Regions from separate parts of the Mus musculus genome. Here all the other regions are linked to region 3. A link is a loop called in an ENCODE intact Hi-C map of the cell type or tissue named here. Cell type or tissue: gastrocnemius. All regions are shown on one strand.

The links. Hi-C counts contacts between places; a loop is a spot of excess contacts. Peaks named below come from ENCODE experiments on the same cell type or tissue, not always from the same donor. Only the 100,000 strongest peaks of a DNase experiment are listed, where the experiment ranks them.
Region 1: a loop joins it to region 3, with 2.2 times the contacts of the local background. A loop is called at or near these places in 3 of 42 quality-filtered maps.
Region 2: it touches region 3 in a loop (12-fold over the local background); 19 of 42 quality-filtered maps call a loop at or near these places.

Annotation. Positions count from the first base shown.
Region 1 is chr17:57,272,312-57,277,311 of GRCm38, reverse strand. No RefSeq gene overlaps it. Among named protein-coding and RNA genes, the nearest start is that of Vav1, 4.3 kb to the left of the region's middle. In gastrocnemius, no CTCF peak of the experiment used is centred here; DNase peaks (open chromatin) are centred at 282, 1,739 and 2,119; H3K4me3 peaks cover 3,268 bases; H3K27ac peaks cover 3,351 bases.
Region 2 is chr17:57,164,892-57,169,891 of GRCm38, reverse strand. Gm33566 (a long non-coding RNA gene) reads right to left here. Exons shown (of 7, transcript XR_876893.3): 2 at 4,724-4,789; 3 at 4,348-4,478; 4 at 3,822-3,894; 5 at 2,534-2,780; 6 at 613-798. Among named protein-coding and RNA genes, the nearest start is that of Cd70, 18 kb to the right of the region's middle. In gastrocnemius, a CTCF peak has its summit at 2,626 (motif pointing right); a DNase peak (open chromatin) is centred at 2,653; H3K4me3 peaks cover 187 bases.
Region 3 is chr17:56,995,029-57,000,028 of GRCm38, reverse strand. Clpp (caseinolytic mitochondrial matrix peptidase proteolytic subunit) reads right to left here. Exons shown (of 6, transcript NM_017393.2): 6 at 3,658-4,151. The coding sequence ends at 3,982. It overlaps Alkbh7 (alkB homolog 7), which reads right to left and starts at 2,690. Exons shown (of 4, transcript NM_025538.3): 1 at 2,462-2,690; 2 at 1,467-1,640; 3 at 1,234-1,358; 4 at 689-1,099. The coding sequence starts at 2,665. The coding sequence ends at 937. Pspn (persephin) reads left to right here. Exons shown (of 2, transcript NM_008954.3): 1 at 1-167; 2 at 256-716. The coding sequence starts at 14. The coding sequence ends at 572. In gastrocnemius, a CTCF peak has its summit at 2,925; DNase peaks (open chromatin) are centred at 2,461 and 2,743; H3K4me3 peaks cover 1,365 bases; H3K27ac peaks cover 1,869 bases.

The DNA.
Region 1 (5,000 bases), 280 kb before region 3:
AAGCCACAGCCCTCCTCCACCCTTAATTATCATACTATAAGCCCACCTTCCCTGCTGTGAGTTCTCGTCCGAGTCAAGGTCACCAGTGCCCTTCCCTGTCATTTATTAGTTGATTTGTCTAACAAATATGTACTGCTTTCCTGACCATAGCTTCTCAGGAACTAAAATTACCTTGGCAAGCAAGCCTCTCCCTGACTAACCCACCAGATTCCAAGCCGCTTCCTTAGCACCCCACCTTTTATCCTTATGGCCTCTAGGCGGCGCTAAACGGCTTCACTGGACCAGCTTGAGTCTCATTTACGCACTGAGGATATGGGTAGGGGTGGGCACAACCTGAAAACCCTCCCGTTTTGCAACCTTACAGGCGAGGACAATTTCTATCCCCTATTTTTGGCGTCTGTGACTTCCTACGCGTCCTCTCCCTCTTCTCTAAACCGGGTAACAATTTGTTTTCTTTGCACGCAGTTAGGGTAGGAAGGCCAGGCAGTGAAAACAAAACAAAAACGAGAGGCAGCTGGAGAGCGCCCACTAGGTTTCTAGATTCGAATTCCATCTCCACCACTTCCAAGCTGAGGTACATTTGCACGAATGGCTTAGTTCCTCTCGTCTCGTGCTTCGATCTCTCCATAGAGAAAATGGGGGTGAATGGTACACGTCTCATTCCTAGGAGGATGTAACTGAAAACTGAGCCGTTGAGACAAGAGAAGGCAAGCCGAATTGTCTTGGTTTACCGTAGGAGTTTAATGAGGGCTGCCTCTATTATATAGAATACTTTACTAAAGTCTCATGTAGAGCTCAGACTGACCTTGAACTTCGTGATGTATCTAAGGCTGACGCTGAAATCCTGATTCCTGCGTGCTGGGCCAGTGTACAAACGTGGCCTTTGAATAAACGTAGTATTGCCTCTCTTGCCGCAAATTCCCAACCCTCGACTTCCTCTAACTCTTCTCCAGCCATCAGGATACAGCCCCACCCCCAACCTGAGAAAAGATTCCCTCTTTCCTCGTCCTGGTCCCAAAATCCAGCCCGATCCCGTCTTTAGCGGGAGGCTGTCGCCTTTCTCACAATTCCAAACCGGGGCGGGGGCGGGCCTGGAGGAAGCTGCAGGTTTGACGCCACAGCCCCAGAGCTGCCCTGAACCGACTTGAATCCCTGGGGATTTGGAGAGACAGCCTCAACTCGTTCAGGGAGACATGGCATGTAGTAAAAGTCATTCCAGAGCTTGAGGCTGGCCCTCAGTGGGCAGGGCGCTCTCTCAGGTCAGTCCCAGCCACCACATAAACCAGATATGGCACACCTGTCATCCCGGCTCTCAAGGATCAGGAGCCTAAGTCATCCTCGGATACATAGCTGAGTGCTATAAAGGAGCTGGGAGATAGGAGAAAAAAACGAAGAGGAAAAAGAAAGAAAGCGTAAAAATCGTTCTAGTTTCCCAAACTTCAGCACTAGTGGGGCGTGGCCGTGAGGAGGTGGGGCGTCTGTTTAAAGAACTGGACAGTAAGTAAGGGCCACTTGGAGATGCCAAGGAAAAGAAATAAAGAGAACAAGACAAACACGCGCGCGCGCACATGCACAGGCGCGCGCGCACGCACACACACACACACACACACACACACACACACACACACACACAGAGGTTCAAAGGGAGCGCGGCTTCCGACGGGGACTTGTTCCAAAGGGGCTGGTTGAGCGCCTGGGAGGTTCCTATGGAGGCGGGGCCTGACGGAGAGGGCCTCGATGGGGCGGGGCTTATAGGGGCGGAGCCAGGGGCCGGGGCTGGGCACCAGCCAGGTGAGGGCAGCGGAGGCTGGGCCTAGCTGGGGTGTGGGCATTTCGCTGCTCAGCGGCTGAGCCTTCAGGTTGAGTCCCGTCGGATTCCCCGAGTCCCCTCCAGGTAAGTGAGGAGGTGGTCGTTGTAAGATCCCGGGCTCCCTACTGGTCAGGGTGGAGCCATCAGCCCTTAGGGAGAACCGGAGGATCTATCCAAGACAGTCTGCGGGCGCCGGAATAGCTCTCCAAGTGAATAGCCACGCGTCATGCGTGTCCGGGAACCCAGGCGTGTCTTAGGTGGCCCTCGCGCAGCTCCCAGCGTGTTTCCTGCTCTCTGCGGAAATACTCTTGGCTTCCACTTTCGTGTACGCCATCGCAAATCCGGATCTGCCCCTCCCTCCCTGGCTGGCTCCAAAACCTTTCCTAAACTCCCCTGTGGTCACTGGCTAAAACGGGGCGCGCCTCTTACTGAGTGGTCTCCCCTCCTGGCCTCTTTTTCTGGTCCACTCCTCACCCACATCAGCATTTTGGTCCTGTGAAAAGATCAAAATTAGCCCGTCTAACCGCCTCACTCTTCATTCTCCATACCCCACCACCACGGACCTCTCAGGCATCCCAAAACTTGCCTCAATCTAAACCTAGGTCTCAGCTCCCAAGTTACCGCCTCCTTTCATACTTAAAGAACGCCAGTCCGCGTGGGGCTGGCAATATAACTCAGCTGATGAGGGCGCTTGTCCCTAAAGCCTGCTAGCCTGAGTTCCGTCCCTGGAACGCACGTGAAGATGGAAGGAGAGAGCCTTTTCTACAGATTTGTCCTCTGACCACCATCCTCGAACCTGGGCACCCGGTCTGTCATTTAAATTAATTTTTATATAATGTAAATGAATTTGAATGTTGTTTATTTAAATAAAATTTAAATTAAAAAAAAAAAAGCCTGCTCCCCCTAGCCTTCCTTCTCGAATCTTCCTGTCTCATGGCTTAAACCAGGAGGGACCATTAGAAATTATCTTCGTTCATCTCTCTGTTGGTTGTTGGTTGTAGCTGGAATTGGGGTAACTGAGCTTCCAGGGACAGGCTGATACACAGTAGGTCTTAAATCATCCATATCAGCTTAGTGTGAAAAGTGAGACCCCCCAGATCCCAACTCCACCTGAATCTGTGGAGTGTCTGCTGGAGACTACACCCCTGAATCTTTGTGCAGCTGTGCACAGACACAGTAGACCCACAGATCTCCCTCAAGTCTGCCTATTCCCTTCCCTGTTTCCCCACCCCTACGCTCCCCCGCCCAAGTAAATTATCCCCCAAAAGACCCAGACAATGACGACTCCATCGATTGAGATTTCCAAACTTGAACTAGAGTTTGCGCCTGCCCCCATTCCTCCATTGGCTACTGGAGAAACAGAAAATTCTATATGAGGTGTGAAGTTCAGGACCATGGGGAGTGGGAGGGGGCGGAGTTACCTAGGTGACAAACAGGAAGTGTGCATATTTTGGAGCACACCTGGCTTTAGGTATGCAGCGCGTGCAGCAGCTTCCTCCTGCCTCACCCACCCCACCCCACCCCACCCCCAGGGCACAGGTCTCAGCTGAGGTCGCCTTGCCCCCCTCCCCTCTTTCCAGGAAGTAGTGACTCAAGAAGCAAGAATCCTGCTGTGCACCTCTTCCCAAAGCCTGGGCCTGGGTCACTTCTAGACTCCTAGACTCCTAGACGGCATCTGGAGATAGGGAGACAGACAGACAGACAGACAGACAGACAGACCACACACACACACACACACACACACACACACACAAAACCCTCCCATCCAATATGATTTTTCTGACGTATTTGAGACACAGGCTGACGCTTGTGAAATAATGTCTAAGACCTAAAACCTAACTATCATATACTAACAAAATTCCCAAATACATGGAGAAACTCAAAATGTAAAATTGTAGTCTCTAAGTTTGAATTTCAAATGGGGATGGGAGGAAGGAGGGCTCAGCCTGTGGTTCGGTAGTAGAGCCTAGCATGCATGAAGCCTCAGGTTCCTGACCAGCACTAAACAAGCCCAGCTTGGGGGTTCCTGCCTGTCATCCCAGCACCGGGGAGGTGGAGACAGGAGTTCAAAAGCATCCTGGGTTATATAATGAGTTCCAGCCAGCCTGGGCTACATGAGACCCTCAAAACAATAAACAAAAATTGTGTTTTGTTGGAAAGTAATATATAACATCTTACATCTTGGCAAGGAGCCCACAGATGTGCAGTTCCCATCAATAAAATCGAATATTATTGTTCAATTTTATTTTTACTGTTTGGAAAACTTTTTCAGATTGGGTCTCACTCTGTAGCCCAGACTAGCCTTGACTTAGGACCTGAGGAGGGTGGGGGGAACATTTCTATGACTGTCTGATTAAGCAAGCTTTATTTAGTCTGGCCAGATGGCTGCCTCACCCTAAGTTGGGATTTCAGAGAGCAGCCTCTCAATGGGTTCTGCCACCCCTTTTATGGGGAAGGGTTGGGACTGATAGAAGACAGCTGTTGAGAGAATTGGCTGTTAGCACCTGGACAGAAGACTGGGGCACTCGGGGCTCAAAGCTGCCTTTGAGAACTGTGAGAGAATACATCATGTGAAAAGGTGGGTGGGTATACCTTGTGGGGTTACAAGTTCAGCATAGGTTGAACAAAATGGTTTACAGGATACATTAGGTTTAGGTTTAGAAACTAGAAACTTATTCTTGTAAGGTATGGAGACTTTTTAACACATGTAGAGAGAGACATTTATACATACACATGTATATACACAAGCTTCGTCTAATGCTTGGCTGTGGGAGGCATGGAGACTTAGTAACAATATATAACAATGTGGCTCCTGCTTTGGTTTCACAGAGCTTCCTATCTCAGCCTCCAGAGTGCTGAGTTTACAGTCATAAGCAGCAGTACCCAACATAAATGATGGTAACAAAGCTAAGCATGTTACTTATGGGCAGATTTTATGTATCTATGTGTGTATATCCTCCATATGCTTTGTCTCTCCTTTGTGTGTGAGTGTGAGCCCCTTGTGGGCTGTCTACCCCTGCACAGGTGAACCCGGGCTGTATAAGAAGCTAACAGAGAACCAGTGCTCCTGCATCATTTCTGGAATACATATACATGTGTATGGATAAATGTCTCTCTCTACCTGTGTGGGGGGGTGGGTGTGTAAATGTGTGCGACCCAATGTATGCCACAAATAGGTGCAGGGCAGGAA
Region 2 (5,000 bases), 170 kb before region 3:
AAGGCCAGCCTTGTCTATATATAACAAGTTCTGGGACAGCCAGTATTAGGGTTTTTAGGCAGAAGGAAGGATACCTTGATGAATTGAAGCAGAGGGACAAAATCACAGCATGCAACAGGCCTCATGCAAGAGTATAGGGCAGGTGGAGGATTATGCAGAGGTTGCCTCTGAGAGAGGGCCAAAGGGGAAACTGAAGGTGGGCTGTGAAGGCAGTGGCTTCTCATAAAGATGTATATATACTTCGTGCACATAGGTAGAATATACGACTTTTGTGGGGCAGTGGACCATGTTAGGAAACTTGATAAGGTAGAGCAGATCAGAGAACCCAGAACTCGGTGTCTCCCTGCTCCCTACTAAGATTCCAGGTCAGGAACACATGCCACACTCCCGACATTGGTCACATAGCCCAGAACAGAGATCTCCACACTAGAGGCCCCGAGGATTTAGCCAATAAGCTTCCCTTTGAAGACACCCCCCCCCCTCTTGCAGAGGTACTTCATGTCTGGTCCACCCCGAGAAGTGAGTACACACCCATTTCCCACAATGAACAGTCAGTAAACAGTATGGATAAACATGGACTGTCTCTCATCAAAAAGTTTTGACTGCTCTTACCTCATGCAGGTGCCTGGCAAGTATCGGGCTATGAGGAAGCCGCGGGACACTGCTCCAGGGGTGGGGGAGCACAGTCTGAGGTCTTGGGGTCAGCCAGAGCTGTCTCGTGGGTCCCTGGGTCTGCAGGAAGGCTCAGGCCATCTGGTTCTCAGGCTCTTGAGCACCAGGTAAGGTTGTGCCCATACCCTGACAATAGGAAAATGAGGAGAGGTAGGTCCCCAAAACTTTGACAAGATCAAGTTAGTGGTCCTGGTGTCCAGGAGAAAGGAGATGGGCCATCCGGATATTGTAATGACTACTCAGGGCTCCCTGTCAGAGATGACAGAGCCCAGGCCAAAGCAGTCCAATCCCCTTCGTTCATTCATTGCCTCAGAAGTCTGCTGGAGGGTGACCTGGGTCTGATGTCCCCGCTCTGTGGGGAAGGGAAGCAGACAGGAGTCAACAGCCAATGTTCCTATTTTTTTTAACTTTTTATTAATTCTTTGTGAATTTCACATCATGCATCCTAATCCCTCTTATCTCCCCCATCCCTTTGTATCTGTCCTCTGCCCTTGCAGCCTCATATGTGTGTGTGTGTGTATACACACATATATATGTGTGTGTGTGTGTGTGTTTGTGTGTGTGTGTATGCTATAGTGTGTCCCACAGTATTCCCTTTTGCCCACACATATTTACTTGCAAATGTTCACTACAGTGAGTCATTGGTCTGGTTCCAAGGCTTCTGCTACACTATCAATACTGTATCCTCACTGGGATTCCTCTCAGATGCTCTGTTGTTGCCCTGTGTCATGGAGATCCTGCAGCTTTGGATCTGCAGGACTGGCCCAGCAGTTCATGGCATAGTTGATGGGGTGGGCCAACTCATAGCCCTGGATCTGAGTCTGAGTGGGAGCTGAGTTGGTCAGCCCTCCAGCTCTCCCACACCCACACCGTGAGTAAGCACGTGTTCTCCAGCACTGCCCCACCTAACCCACCCAATGCTGCCGCCAGCGAGGGGTAGGGCCAGCTCTCCTGCTCTCCTGACCTCTAGCCAGTCCATCCAATACCACATGACCAGGGAAAAGCTCTGCCATGCTGCCCAGGAAAGGAGCAGGGCCTGCTCTCCCAAGTGCTGCAGTAGGTGAGGGGCAGGGCCAGCTCTCCCACTCTCATGACCTCCAGGCCAGCTTTTCTGCCTACCACAAGCATCTCTCCCTCACCCAAGTCACTACATGGCAGTAGTAATAGGGCCAGCTCTAGAGATAGCACACACTTTGGACATGGCCAGAAGAGCCTTCAGGGGTTAGAGAAGGCCAGGACCAGTGACTTTCCTGAACACATTTGAAGCAGTGACTCGGTGTACACTCGCATGCCTTTAATCCCAGCACTTGGGAGGCAGAGGCAGGCGGATTTCTAAGTTCAAGGCCAGCCTGGTCTACAGAGTGAGTTCCAGGACAGCCAGGGCTACACAGAGAAACCTGTCTCGAAGAAAAAAAAAAAAAAAAAAAAAAAAAACCTGAACCAAGATGGAGAGCAGTACAGGAAGATACCCAGCATTGACCTATAGCTGTACATGCACATAACCATTCACCCCAAACACAAGAACACATGCACACATTCGTCTGCACACATACACACATACACAGAACCAAGATGGAGAGCAGTACAGGAAGATACCCAGCATTGACCTATAGCTGTACATGCACATAACCATGCACCCCAAACACAAGAACACATGCACACATTTGTCTGCACACATACACACACATGTATATGCAAATGCATGCATACCAACACACTAAGACTTTCTGGTTGGGTGGGTGGGTAAGTGGTTGGTTAGTTGGTTGGTTGAATGGATGGATGGATGGATGGATGGATGGATGGATGGATGGTTTTACAAGACAGGGTTTCTCTATATAGCCCTGGCTGTCCTGGAACTCACTCTGTAGATTAGGTTGGCCTTGAACTCAGATCCACACTAAGACATTTTTTAATAGAAGCTGGTAAGGGAGGAAGGGAATGCGCTTGGATGTGGCCGGCAGGTGGCGCTGCTGGACGGAGCATTTGCAGAATGCCTGGCTGGGAATGGGGCTTGCTTGCTGCGCTCCCAAAGTTCTCTCTCTTTGGTGTCTGCTGGGAACAGCTCTCCCTGTCACAGACAGAGCTGCTGTAGGCCGTTGAGCTCCCTGCTGGGACAAACAGTGCCGGTTGTTGTCATCTTGTCAACAAAAGGGGACACCTATGAGGGTTGGAAAACCCACACCCTCCCTTGGGCAATGGAAAGAAAAAAACGGCTACAGTCACCCCACTGATTCCAGTGTTCCTGGTTCCACTGCTTATATTAAGGCCATTGCTCTGCCTTCCTGCCATCCCACCTCCCTGCCTCCCCGCTTCCCCTCCCCCACCCCCTCCCCCACCCCCTCCCCCACCCACCCCCCACCCCTAATGACAGGCACCCTGGAGCTGCAAGCCTGAATAAGCTTTCCTCCCTTTGGTTGCGCTTTCTCAGGGACTTTGTCACAGCATCAAGACTCCACCCTCTAAAACCGAGGTCCTCAGCCTATGAGTCTCGGACCTCTTTGGGGGTCGAACAACCCTTTCTCAAGGGTCACATATCAGATATTTATATTATGATTCATCACAGAAGTAGAATTACAGTTATGAAGTAGCAACAAAATAATTTTATGGTTGGAGGGTCACGGCAACACGAGGAGCTATATTAAAGGGTCCTAGCATTAGGAGGGTTGAGGACCACTGCTCGGAACCAACCCATAAATAAGCCTCTCCCTACGCAGCCCTCCTTAAGGATCAGGCCTCAAATGTTCCCCCAAACCTTACGTGTTCTTTCTGGGCCAGCAAGAAAGCACAGCAGGTAAAAACAGCTGCCCACCAAACCTGACAGCCTGAGCTCCATTCGGAGGACCCACTTGGTGGGAGGAGAGAGGCACACACATACTGCTGCTGCACATATGTATTCCCATGCCACACACACCAATACGTAAATGTTTCTTCCAATGGCTGTGAGTTCATTCTCCATATCCCATTTTATCTCCACCAAAAATTAGGCCACAAGTCACTTAATAAGGTACTCTGCTCTTGCAGCTAATCTGGCTGAGTTGTTTTAAGGCTAAAAGCCCACAGCCTCCAGTTAGCATCTCAAAGTGACACAACAGGAGGCTAGAGAAGTTGAAGTATGGGGGGGGGGGGGGGAGAAGGGAAGGGGGACTTACCCCTGTCCTTTGTTCTCAGTACTGGTACAACTCTCAGAGCATGCGTTCACATGGTAAAAAGATCACTGCAGGTCTGCACATAAATTCAGTCATAAATTGAATAAGAGGTTATAACAGAGAATGCACACGTATATATACACTAGGATCTGGCTTAACTTTCACCATTGGTTACTAGCTTGCAGTGTCATGGAAAATTTAAGGCTGTAACTAAGCCATCCTTGAAGTTTTGTTTAGACAAACCCAATCAATACCTTATCTCCTGTTTGTGCACCTAGGGTCCTGTGGTATATATCTTCTTTATAACCTTTAGTGGTTTCTGTAGCCCTAAGTTTTAGAAGTGTGCTGTTATCTCAGAAGCAATTAAGCAGTCCTGTTATAAAAGGGACTCAAACATATCTCTCTCTCTGGGTTGTCATTCTGAACAATGGTACCCTAGCATGCTGGATGTTTCTGGAAAATAAATGTTCTTTGTCTTTGCATGCTATCTGAGTGTGGAATCTTCCTTCAGCAATCTTCGGACCCTTACATCTGTGAGAGCTGAGGGTGGTGACACACATCTGAACTCAGCCCTCAGGACACCCAGGCAGGTTGGTAAGTTCCAGGCATCTGCGCTCCTGAAGGCTTGGTACCCACTGCAGCAGTTTCCATTGTGGGGTCCTGGGAAACAATTGGATGTCACCATTGTCAGTCAGGGCTTAAGGGACTGAGGATGGCCAAAAACTAGGGAGAAGGTACTAGTTAGAATAAATAGGTTATAAAGGGGAGGCACCTTTAAAGTCAACAGTCTGTCCCTTCTGTCTGTCTGCTCCTCTTACCCCTCCCCACCTTACCCCTTCCCACCTCCCCCCAACCCCCCTCACTCTCCCTCCTCCCCTTCCTCACATGCTCCCCACAACACAAACCTCTCTCTCTTTCCTGACAGTCTGCACATGAGCAGTTCTAGCCAGAGGCTTCATCGTCCAGTGAGCCTAAAAGCAACCAAGACCAACTAGCAACCATGGACTGGACCTCAAAACCACAAGCAAAATCATGCCTTCCCTGGTTTTAGGGTATTTTTGCTAAGTCAGTGGAAAGCTGATAAAGTTTGTCAATTGACTTGTCTTCTGATACGGCACTTAAGAAAACTTTAGTAGCATAATCTAAAAAGCAGCTGCTGCTGTCCGCCTCCAGTGTCTCAGC
Region 3 (5,000 bases):
ACCTGCTGTCACAATGGCTGCAGGAAGACTTCGGATCCTGTGTCTGCTGCTCCTGTCCTTGCACCCGAGCCTCGGCTGGGTCCTTGATCTTCAAGAGGCTTCTGTGGCAGATAAGCTCTCATTTGGGAAGATGGCAGAGACTAGAGGGACCTGGACGCCCCATCAGGGTAAGAATTCCTGGGGGCCTCCCGACTCCCCAATTCCTTCTCTCAAAGCCCTCACTTTGCCTTACAATCCTACTCTACCTTGCACTAGGTAACAACCATGTCCGTCTTCCAAGAGCCTTGGCTGGTTCATGCCGACTGTGGAGCCTGACCCTACCAGTGGCTGAGCTGGGCCTGGGCTATGCCTCGGAGGAGAAGGTCATCTTCCGATACTGTGCTGGCAGCTGTCCCCAAGAGGCCCATACCCAGCACAGTCTGGTACTGGCCCGGCTTCGAGGGCGGGGTCGAGCCCATGGCCGACCCTGCTGCCAGCCCACCAGCTATGCTGATGTGACCTTCCTTGATGATCAGCACCATTGGCAGCAGCTGCCTCAGCTCTCAGCTGCAGCTTGTGGCTGTGGTGGCTGAAGGAGGCCAGTCTGGTGTCTCAGAATCACAAGCATGAGACAGGCTGGGCTTTGAAAGGCTCAGGTGACATTACTAGAAATTTGCATAGGTAAAGATAAGAAGGGAAAGGACCAGGGTTTTTTGTTTCTTTCTTTGCTTGCTTGTTAGTTTTTTTTTTTTTTTAATCAGCAGTGGATGCAATAAATGATATTCTCGTGGCCTTAAGAGTGTGTGTGATCAGGTGCACCCTGGCAGCCACCATGCTATGTGAATCCTGAGACCCTGATCGTCTCTTAAGAGCCCCAGCCCTGGCAGACGGTCATTTGAAGATCCCATGACAGCATTTTCCCTACTTTATTCACAAATATGGAGGATATGTGGGAGGTCAGCAGGCTGGAGGTGGCTCTTCTGGCCTTCCTGGCCCCATCCCCTCAGGGAGGGAGCGGCAAATCACTGAGATGCGTCGGCCCCGGGGAACCCGGTGCTCCCCAAAAAATGATTCTTCATCTCTAAGGATCTCATGGGAGAAGTCATATCGGGCTGAACCCCTGCAAGAAGAGAGAAGCTGAGTGGGTGGATGGAGGGAAGACTGTCCCTTCAGCATTTCTATACTTTTTCTGAGTGGTGGTGGTGACTGTTAGAAACCCTCGGCCTCACCTGAGGACTTTGGGTTACGTCGTACCTTAAGATATAGAGAGACCCTGGCTCCAGCAACAGTTCCAGCCACTGCTCAGGTTCCTGTGTATGCACCAGCTTCATAACACTTGGAGACAACAGGGAAAGGCCAGCAATGGTAGATCCACAGAACTGGAAAAGGGGTATGTATGCTGTGTATATTGGGGTGTCAGGCTTAGTTCTGCCCCCCTGTCCACCGACAACCTAGCTAGGAGTTCTGATGGAATGCCTTCTGCCCACCTTGACACTGTCAACATGAGGCTTGATGTAGCCCCGAGGTTCCAGGTCCAACACATGTACTGGGGATAGCAGGCTCTGGTCAGGACCAAATGCAGCCGCCCGAACCCGCTGCAGGATGACCTGGCTTGCATCAGACCAGCAGGATTTCTCTGTCTCCCTGAAGCCATGGATGGCCTGAATAGAGAGCTCAAGTCATAACTGGGAACTCCCAGGACAGGAAAATGAGGTACCGAGGGGTGCAGTACAGGGCAGGCAGTCTTTCCAACTTTAGCTCATTATCAGTGAGGTTTCAACCACGCATCTGGTCTTCACGTTTCGTTTCCCAGTGGTCCCTGGTGCTGGCCACCCTAATATTCAGTATCTCGGTCTCCTGTCTCTATTTGATCCCACTCAAGTCCCTAGTGAAACTCCCAACTGCTGGCACTCCCTCTCCCAAGTCTGCTTTTTATTTCTAATCTTGTCACCAATGCCCCTGAAGTGTTCCAGAACTTCATGTCTGAAGTGACATCTTTGTCCTCACTACGCATTCCTTGGTGCCCACCAAAACCCTCCCTTCTGATTCCAGGCCCAGCCCCACACTACAGCCCCTGTTCTTAGTAAAGCCCAGCAGTGATTTGCCCCCACTGTAATACTGCGCTGCTCTGAGCTCAACGTTGCCAGTTCACCTTCTCCGGCTCTGGTCCCTTCCCCTGCTCTAAGTACCATCCACAAGCCCGCAGCAGCAGGCCTTCCCCTGGACTCAGCTCTGGCATCAAGATCAGCCCCATTCCCACAAGACCTCCTGACCAACTGTCACTCATCGAATTGCCCAGCACCCGCCATGTCCCACACCAGAGAAACTTGGTCCCACCCGAACCTACATCGGGGACTGCCCAAAACACACTGTCCCCAACCTGGCCAAGCAAGCCTAGCTCTTCACTCTACCCCTCCGAGGACCCCGCCCCCTCACTATGTCCCAGTGGGCGTCCCCTTAGCTCGCCGCTCCGCCCACTCACCGCGTCCCAGTGGTCGTACTCGTAGCGCCGGCGCCGCAGCTGGGGCTCCAGTTCGCGTGTTAGCGTGTCCTCCTCCTCCTGGCTCAGGAAGCCTGGATGCACCACGGCCTCATCACGCAGGCGGCCCAGCACGGCAGAGTCTGAGCCGCGCACCCAGGCGCACCCAGAAAGCAACCGCATCGCTAGCCTCCTGCTGCCCGCCATCTTCAGGGATTGACCACAGCAGGCTGAGCCACACCCCCGCAAGCTATTGGCTGACACCGCACCACGCCCATCAGCTACTGGCTCTATTAGCTGTGCTTTAAGTCAGTCTACCGCTTGTCCCGCCTCTCGGCCCTGAGCAAGGTCTCAAGCAGTAGGTGCAGAACTAGGGCGAACGGAGGCTGGAGGTCACGTGGGGGCAAAGCCAAGGTTAGAAGTTCAATCAGCCTAGCGCAAATTTAGCGCTTGTCAAACAGCACACCCTGGTGGAGAAAGGAGGATAACTAACTCCAAGGTCAGCCCTTGAGTTTGAGGCTAACCTGAATTTCAGATGTTGCCCACAAAATAGGACATCCAAACAAATAAGACCAAATAATACAACCCCCACCTCAAATGTTTTGTGTTAAATCTAAAAAGAGTCTACTTCCTTCCACACTAATAAACTGGGCCTAGGAAAATGGCTCAGCACTTGCTAAGAGTCTTTGGTTTGACCTCAGGACCCCCAAACATGGTGCAAGCAGAAAAAGCAACTCCTGCATTTGCGACCCTCTGACCTCCATAGGGTCATGTGGCACCTGCCTCCATCCCATAAACTGGGATCCTCTGCTTCTAGTTCTAGTAAAACTCCATAAACATGTCCTGACATTCTCTCTGGCTTCAGCTGGCTTTTGGAGCCTGCAACAAAATGCCAGGACTTTGTCACCTGGTGAGTCACCAGTGTCAGGTCTCATGGGTCTGAGGATCAACCCAAAGTTGGTGGTAGATTCTGGTAGACCCTCCACCCTAACTCTTAACTCTCTAAGGGGCCAAGCCCAGGATCGGCAGGTAAGAATGTACTCTTAAGTCCCAGCACCCACAGGGAAGCCCCAGGGGACCCAACATCCTCTTCTGGCCATGGGTACTGCACTCACCATGCACAAACCCACACATAACCAAAGATGTATGAAATCATATTTCTACCCACTGACTTTGGGGTAGTATATGGCTTAAGTCTGTTGAAGTCAGGTGTGGTGGTGTACACCTTTAATCCTAGCACTCAGGAGGTGAGGCAGGTGGGTACCTGAGTCTGAGGCTAGATTGGTTTAGTTCCAGGAGAGCCAGGGTTTGCTTACTGAAGTGGTTTGTCAAGGTGAAGGAGGCCTGCTGTCTTGGAGAAGTAATGGAAGGTGCTTCAGACATGGGACAAAGACTACAAAGATTTAATTTAAATCACAGTGTCTCAGGCAGTCTGCCCTGCTCTGAGGGCAACCTCAATCCACATCTCCTCTAGGGGTTGTTCTTGGGCCCAGCAGAGGAAGTTTCAGTCTGGTCTCCACTCCTTAGGTGCTTGTCGGGGCAGGAGGATCCGTCGGCGCTGTGGCAGTCTCCTTCTGTACCAGTTCTGGCTCATCCTCCCCGTCCTGAGGTGGGTGGACCAAGACCTTGTCCAAGATGCCAAACTCTTGGGCCTCCATGGGGCTCATGTAGCGGTCCCTCTCCATTGCTGACTCTAGGGAAAGCAGTATATGTGGGTAGGAGTAGAGGCCTGGGCTGTTTTTCCCCAAATTCCTAGGTTGAAGCCCTTACCAGTCGTGAGATGATTTATGGAGTTGTGAGGGACCCCCTACCATGGGATCTATGCTCTTATGAAGAGAGGCAAAAGTAAAAGGGCTACAAACTAAGATAATGTCTTCAAAGAAAAAAAGGAGGAGCTCTGTTGGCTGAACACTTTCCTAAGAGCCCAGGCTTCATACCTAGGAGCACCAGCAATTCCAGGAAACCAAAGGTGTAGAAGCCATTAGCATCAGGAATTGATAGCAACACAAAAATGTCACCTTCCAGGCCCTGGCTATTCCTGGCCTTCCTGCTTCCAGGACTGAGATTAGACACTCCTAGCATTTTAGCTTCCAGCCCATGATGTTTTCTTCCAGCTCCCAAGTTTCATAAGATACACTTACTCTGACAATCTTTCCCATGGGGCTGGGGAACCTCTCTGTGATTCAATCTCCTCCGTAGTAAAAAACAGGGTTTTGTTTTTGCTTTTTTTTTTTTTTCCAGACAGGATCACATGCAGCCCGGGCTAGCCTCGAAGGGACGACCTTCAACTCCTGATTCCCCCATCTGTGCTGGCCAAGTGCCGGGATGAGAGGTCTGCAGTGCTTACACCACACCAATTCAATTTTTACCGACTACTGTAATACATCAGGTCCCAGGAACTACATGGTAGGAGAGAATCGCCTCTTGAACACTGTCCCCTGAACTCCACATGTCATGGCATTCACACAACAGTAAGATGCAACTAGGAAAATGCCACGCAGTGCTAGGTGGTGGATCTTAGACTGAACATATGTGACCAGCA